Linked DNA regions of Mus musculus: region 1 is linked to region 2. The links are chromatin loops, found by intact Hi-C in ENCODE. Cell type or tissue: heart. All regions are shown on one strand. Each heading gives the region's core, and the rest is flanking DNA. Links, peaks and the distances in the headings are about the cores only. Region 1 holds the start of Pigm (phosphatidylinositol glycan anchor biosynthesis, class M). Region 2 holds the start of Ncstn (nicastrin).

Region 1 (2,909 bases), core at 202-2,701, 290 kb before region 2:
AGAATGTTCAGGGAGGAGAAAAATTCCAAAGCCTCCTAGTCCATACGGCAAAATCAGAATGTTGCAGAAGATCCAGAACACATTAGTCGTATTTGATTCTCTCCGTTAGGCGGTCCTCCTTGTAATGGGAAATAATCTGAATCAGTATGGAACAGTTGATCAGAAGGAAGAACAAACCGGCTAACCAAATAAACAGGAAGGTGTTCTTTCCTTGAAACTCTAGAACATATGCAGGAGCCAGCCATAAGGCCTGTCCTATGAACCAGAACAGTAAGAGGACTACGGCTCTTTTCCAAGGCATCCTCACCAGTGGCATCACCAGAGGCAGAAGGCAGAGATACCAAAGAAAGTACTGAGAGGTGCAGACTTTGTTAAAAGTCACAAAAATGGACGTATGAAGGAAACAGCAGAAGACAAGGTCTCTGTAGTAGGCGAAAGATGCGGCTGACAGCAAGATGAACTGTGGCAGGAACGCCGCAATCCCCAGAGTAAAACTCCACTTGCTCTCGGCAGTCAAATACAGCATATAGAAGTACGGAGAGAAATTATGGCGGATATCCCTCCTAGTTAGGTGATAAAAGTAGGTGTGCTCCAAAAACTCCCAACCGTACTTATAGTAAAAACCGAAGCTCAGGGCAACAAACGTGAGCCCTGCAACTGCTACGAAAAGCAGCACTGCCCAGCTACACAGCCTCCTCAGGAAGTCGTACAAACGAGCCTGGAAAGAGAACCGGGCTTGCCGGAGACGCTCGTCATCGTCGCGCTCGGGCCGCAGATGGAGCGCTATGGGGAGGATGTAGGTCACCGGGTACATCTTCATGTGCACCGCGAAGCCATAGAACACCGCGGCGCACGCGATGAGCCGTTTCTCTATGAAGTACAGGGTCGAGAGAACCAGGGAGGCGACGATGGAGTCCGCGTTGCCCCGGCTGGACACCGCCATGGGCAAAGGGTTGAGAAGCCAGAAGACGCAGTAGCCACAGGCTTGGCGGCGCCCCAGCCCCTTGAGCAGCAGCAGGCGGTACAGGAGGAAGGCGGTGAGGAGATCGCAGCTGATGAAGAGAAACTTGCCGAAGAGTTCGCTGAGGTAGACGTTGGGGGTGAGGAGCCAGCTCAGGAGCGGGGTGTAGCGGTAGGTCGCCCGCAGGTACGGGGAGCGCCCTTCCGTGACGAAGCGCGCGGCGTCCGTGAACACGTGGTAGTCTATGTCGGTGTACCTCACCAGCAGAGTCCGGTCCTGGAAGACACCGTAGAAAACCAGGGCGACCCGGGCCAGGAAGGCCACGCCGAACACCCCGGCGGGCGGCACCCGAAAGTTCAGGATCCATTCCCCCCAGTGCATGGGGTAGCTCATGGTCCGAGTGCGGGCCACCCGCCCGGCCCGGCCCGGCCCCGGGTCCACACTGCGCCCCTCTCGCTAACCGTCCTCGGGCTGACGCCTCTCAGCCGCCGGGAGCATCTCCTCTGCTACAGCACCGACAGGAAGAACCGAGGAATGATCACTTCCGGCACCCCAAGTCCCGCCCCCACGGTACTTCCGGCCTCCAGCCCCGCGCGGGCTCTCAGCTGTCTCCGCGGAACGATTGCCTTCCTCGGGATTGGCTGTCTAGCGTCCGCAGCTTCCTCCGGCGAAGGCGGGATTTCCGGTCCCTTATTGGCGACGCTTCCGCTGTCCGGAAATCCCGGAGTGGCTGAGATGTCGTGGACCTGGGACCTGGGTGAACTTTGTTTTTAGTAACCAGAGCTTCCGCGTTCCCAGCTCAGATCTACGGAGGAGGACGCTGAACACAGTGAGCTGCTACCTGCTGCTACTTACATCCCGCCCAACTGGCTTGGAGGACTGAGAGTGGGAAATACAGATGGAAAGAATAAGCCTAAAATAAAATAGTCTTTTTACCCTGATAAGAAGGTTCCTCCTACCGAAATACGTCTAGATTGTCTCCCCTGGAGTACTGTCAACTCCGTTCTTTTCAAGAACTCTTCAACTAGGTCAAAATCGGCCGTCAACCCACTCCGTTCACCCTACCACTATTAGTTTCTTGCCAAAGACTCCAACTCTTTCATTCTTTTCCTGATTTCTTACTGCACTTATAATTGACTTTTTAAAACTTCATACTCTTTTTTTTTTTTTTTTCTGGTTTTTCGAGACAGGATTTCTCTGTATAGTCCTGGCTGTCTTGGAACTCACTCTGTAGACCAGGCTGGCCTCGAACTCAGAAATTCGCCTGCCTCTGCCTCCCAAGTGGTGGGATTAAAGGCGTGCGCCACCACGCCGGGCCAAGAACTTCATACTTTATTTTACAATGTTTTCAGTTTCAAGTAAATTGTTCGTGAGAGTAGAAAGTATTTCTTTATTTCTTTGTACTTTCTTGTAATGTATTACAGTCTCAGACGCATGGTAACTGACGCAGACTGCCTTGATCTTACAAACTGAGCCTGCCCCTAGGGAATGTCTTCTAGATTACCATAGAAGTGGCTCCATTCGGCCTAGACATCTCTCATCCTACACTTCACATTTATCCTTTGAGTGAGCCGTATTAACCTCTAGTCATAGTCTGGTATGTCTGTGCTTTGATGTAATTACATGGTGTAGATTAATAACTACCTCTATTGGTTTTTTACTATGCATTGCCCATAATATACTGTGATAACACATTACCATTCAAATAACCTTATAACTAAATTGTAGGGTTCTTGAGAGTAGAAAGTATGTATTTCTTTGTACTTCCTTGCATTACAGTTGCAGGCACATGGTAACTGACACAGACTGTCTGGCTTGATCTTAGAAGTCGAGCCTGTCAAGAGTTATTTGAATGATACTGTGTTATCACAGTATACGTGGCCTAAATTATCATAATTGTTATTTGTTAAGGACTTATTCCCAGTTGTCAGACATACTAACTACTTTT
Region 2 (2,909 bases), core at 199-2,698:
TTAGAAACTGCCCAGAATATAGCCTCCATTAAAGAACCTCCAGTTTCTGAATTACTAAGTCTTGCCAGGCACTATTATAAACACAGTTAATGTACTTTCTCATTTTAATTCTCTTTATAAGAAAGTGTTAACTATCCTTATTTTTAAAGATAAGAATATAGAGATTTAGAGATAGTAAGGAGACACCTTAAGGCGGCTTGTTAGTAGACGTTTCAGAATTCCTAAGCAAGTCTGACTGACTCCAATAAACAAATTCTGAACCACTTCACTATAATGCATATCATGAAATAGTCCAGATATATTTTTTATCAGATTTCCATAGACTTAATTTTTCTAATATCGACATTTTCAAAGAGTGTGATCTCAGGCCTTTGTCTTTCAAGACTTATCACCAAAAATTTAGCTGTTTACCTGGTATTCAAATCTAACACAAAGCATCTGTATTTCACCGGACAATCTTACCCAGGCTCGGGACCTGGTGGGGCAGTAGGCCTCCATTCTCTCACTCCAAATAGGCCAAAAATAAATAAATAAATAAATAGTCCAGCGGAAGCACTGGACATGGAAATGGAGCAGACGGGCTACTGGAGTAGCCAGTGACAGAAGCTGAGACTCAAACCCCAGAAACACTCCATACAACCTGGTTATCAGAAAGCATCCAAGTCATAAGGCCTTAAGAACAGAAAGGGCTGGCACACCCCCCCAGAAGAGGTGGCTGGAAGGAGTAGGGAGCCGGCCTAAGGTTAACGAGCCACGACACGATAAGTTCCAGGACATACGAAGCAGCACGGACTGCAGACTACTCCACTAACCCTAAGCCGCTCCCTCGGTTATTCCTCCGGGTTCTTCCAGGAGGCCCGACGCGGTCAGCGAGTCCTGCCTTAGTGACAGCACCACTACCCCCAACACCCAACCTCCGCTGTTCCCGTTTCTTCTCCACTACCTTTGACCCGCGCGCTCTTCGTCTCGAATTTGGTTAGCATCCTTCAGGCCTCGGGCTCCTAGGTCAGGTTAGCGGGTCCCGCCGCTCCCGGTGGCACTCCCAAGGCTTCCACGTCAGCTACTCCCGGGTCGCGGCTCCCGGAAGCTCCTCGGACAAGGACTTCCGGTCTCTGGAGCGCTGGGCCACAGAGACGATGCTAGCGGAAGCCTAGAGAGGCCGCTACGAGTCTGGAAGGGACCTGAGGCTTCCGCCCAGCGGAGAGGCAAGATGGCTACGACTAGGGGCGGCTCTGGGCCTGACCCAGGAAGTCGGGGTCTTCTTCTTCTGTCTTTTTCCGTGGTACTGGCAGGTGAGGTCACCCCACCCCGGAGCTCTGGTCTTTAAGAGGAGCCGTCCGGAACGGCCCATCGCTAGTGCAGGCAATGCCCTTCTGGTTCCGATTGCCCCTCTGTCCCCCGCCCTGGAAATCCTTCTTGTCTTTCGTTCCCATGACATAAGTTCCTCCTTTGCCTGGACCTGCATTTCCTTAGTTCTCTCCAGCCCTTTTCTGGGTTTCCAGCCTGATTCTCTTCAACCTTTCTCGCATGCCTCGTTCTCTGTTTAAAGCCCAGCCACCCCATCAGCCATCAAAAGGGACAGGTGTGAAAAGCTCAGCCCCCTTCCTCCGGTTTAGTATGTTTGAGATCAAAACAGTCTCGTTTCGTGGTCTTTGTGCGACGTTGAAAAAATGAGAGCCCCCGTTTCCTCCTGTTGGTTCTAGCCTAAATTTGTGTTCCTTGTTTTCTTAGCTTACTAAAGTGAGGCTAACGTTAGCTTAGCTGCTTTAAACTGTTAAGAGGGAAGTAATGATTCAAGGAATCTTAGACGTTTAATGTATATGAATATTTTCTTTTTTTCCAATCTAATGTCTATTTAGTGATCTTTAAATTATGAAGTACAATCAGTAACACACCTGTAATTATTTATAGTGTGTTCAACTAAGAGTTAAGCAAAGATATATATATATATCTTTCTAGGTAAGCCCTGAAATGCAGCCATTTCCTTGTATAGCCATGACTCCGTCTTTCTCAACATTCACATTGCTTTTGATTAGCTTCAAGGGAGGAACTGTAGCTGTCCCATACTCTAGGTGTGTGGGCAAATGGTCTGATATTTCATTAACTGACCAGGTGTGTGGCATAACGTTTCTTCTCCTAGGTCTGTTCAGATTCTTAGGTGGTTTTTGTTGTTAGTGCTTTTCTTTGTTTGGTTTTGGCAATCTATATTCTTAGACCAGAGCTCTTTTGATAACTAATTAGTAATGTACAGGCAAGCTAAAAGAAGCAGACTTGTTTAGCCCTGAAACTTGACGCCGGCACATCTGAAGTCAAAGACTTTTGACAATCACCTTTTAGCTTTATAATTAATCGATCATCATGGAGTCTAATAACTTTCTAAAATACACAGCTAGGTCCTCTTTACAATACTTATGTTCCAATAATGTGGCCAAGAAGTGAAAAGAATGATCATTAATCTTGTGTTAGACAGTATGATCGTGAATGCTTTACTGAAACCATGAATCGAGCTGATGATGATAGAGGCTAATACCAAATTATCTTTCACTTTTTCCTAATACTGTTTATCTTCTGATCAGGATTGTGTGGGGGAAACTCAGTGGAGAGGAAAATCTACATTCCCTTAAATAAAACAGCTCCTTGTGTCCGCCTGCTCAACGCCACTCATCAGATTGGCTGCCAGTGTAAGTTGGAATTGGAATTTGTATTTGTGGTCATTAATAATTCAGTTTGTATCCTGGATACTCAGAAATACTCATATCCTGCTTAGGAGTCTTGGCATTCAAATTACAGTGTATGTATAGAAGGTGATTATCATCTGTCAAACCAGGCAAGATAATTAATAAGAGCTGAAACTTAGTAAATGCTCTTTTAAAGTGTGCATTTTATTTTTGCCTCTGCAACAATCCTTG

The links. A loop is a pair of places that touch in the nucleus more often than their neighbours do. Peaks named below come from ENCODE experiments on the same cell type or tissue, not always from the same donor. Only the 100,000 strongest peaks of a DNase experiment are listed, where the experiment ranks them.
Region 1: a loop joins it to region 2, with 16 times the contacts of the local background. A loop is called at or near these places in 4 of 42 quality-filtered maps.

The regions. Positions count from the first base shown.
Region 1 is chr1:172,375,144-172,378,052 of GRCm38, reverse strand. It overlaps Pigm (phosphatidylinositol glycan anchor biosynthesis, class M), which reads right to left and starts at 1,522. Exons shown (of 1, transcript NM_026234.4): 1 at 1-1,522. The coding sequence starts at 1,354. The coding sequence ends at 83. In heart, for the core only: no CTCF peak of the experiment used is centred there; DNase peaks (open chromatin) are centred at 872 and 1,672; H3K4me3 peaks cover 2,210 bases; H3K27ac peaks cover 1,502 bases.
Region 2 is chr1:172,080,984-172,083,892 of GRCm38, reverse strand. It overlaps Ncstn (nicastrin), which reads left to right and starts at 1,144. Exons shown (of 17, transcript NM_021607.3): 1 at 1,144-1,292; 2 at 2,577-2,681. The coding sequence starts at 1,211. It overlaps Copa (coatomer protein complex subunit alpha), which reads right to left and starts at 1,364. Exons shown (of 33, transcript NM_009938.4): 1 at 944-1,364. The coding sequence starts at 983. In heart, for the core only: a CTCF peak has its summit at 1,160; a DNase peak (open chromatin) is centred at 1,122; H3K4me3 peaks cover 2,166 bases; H3K27ac peaks cover 2,001 bases.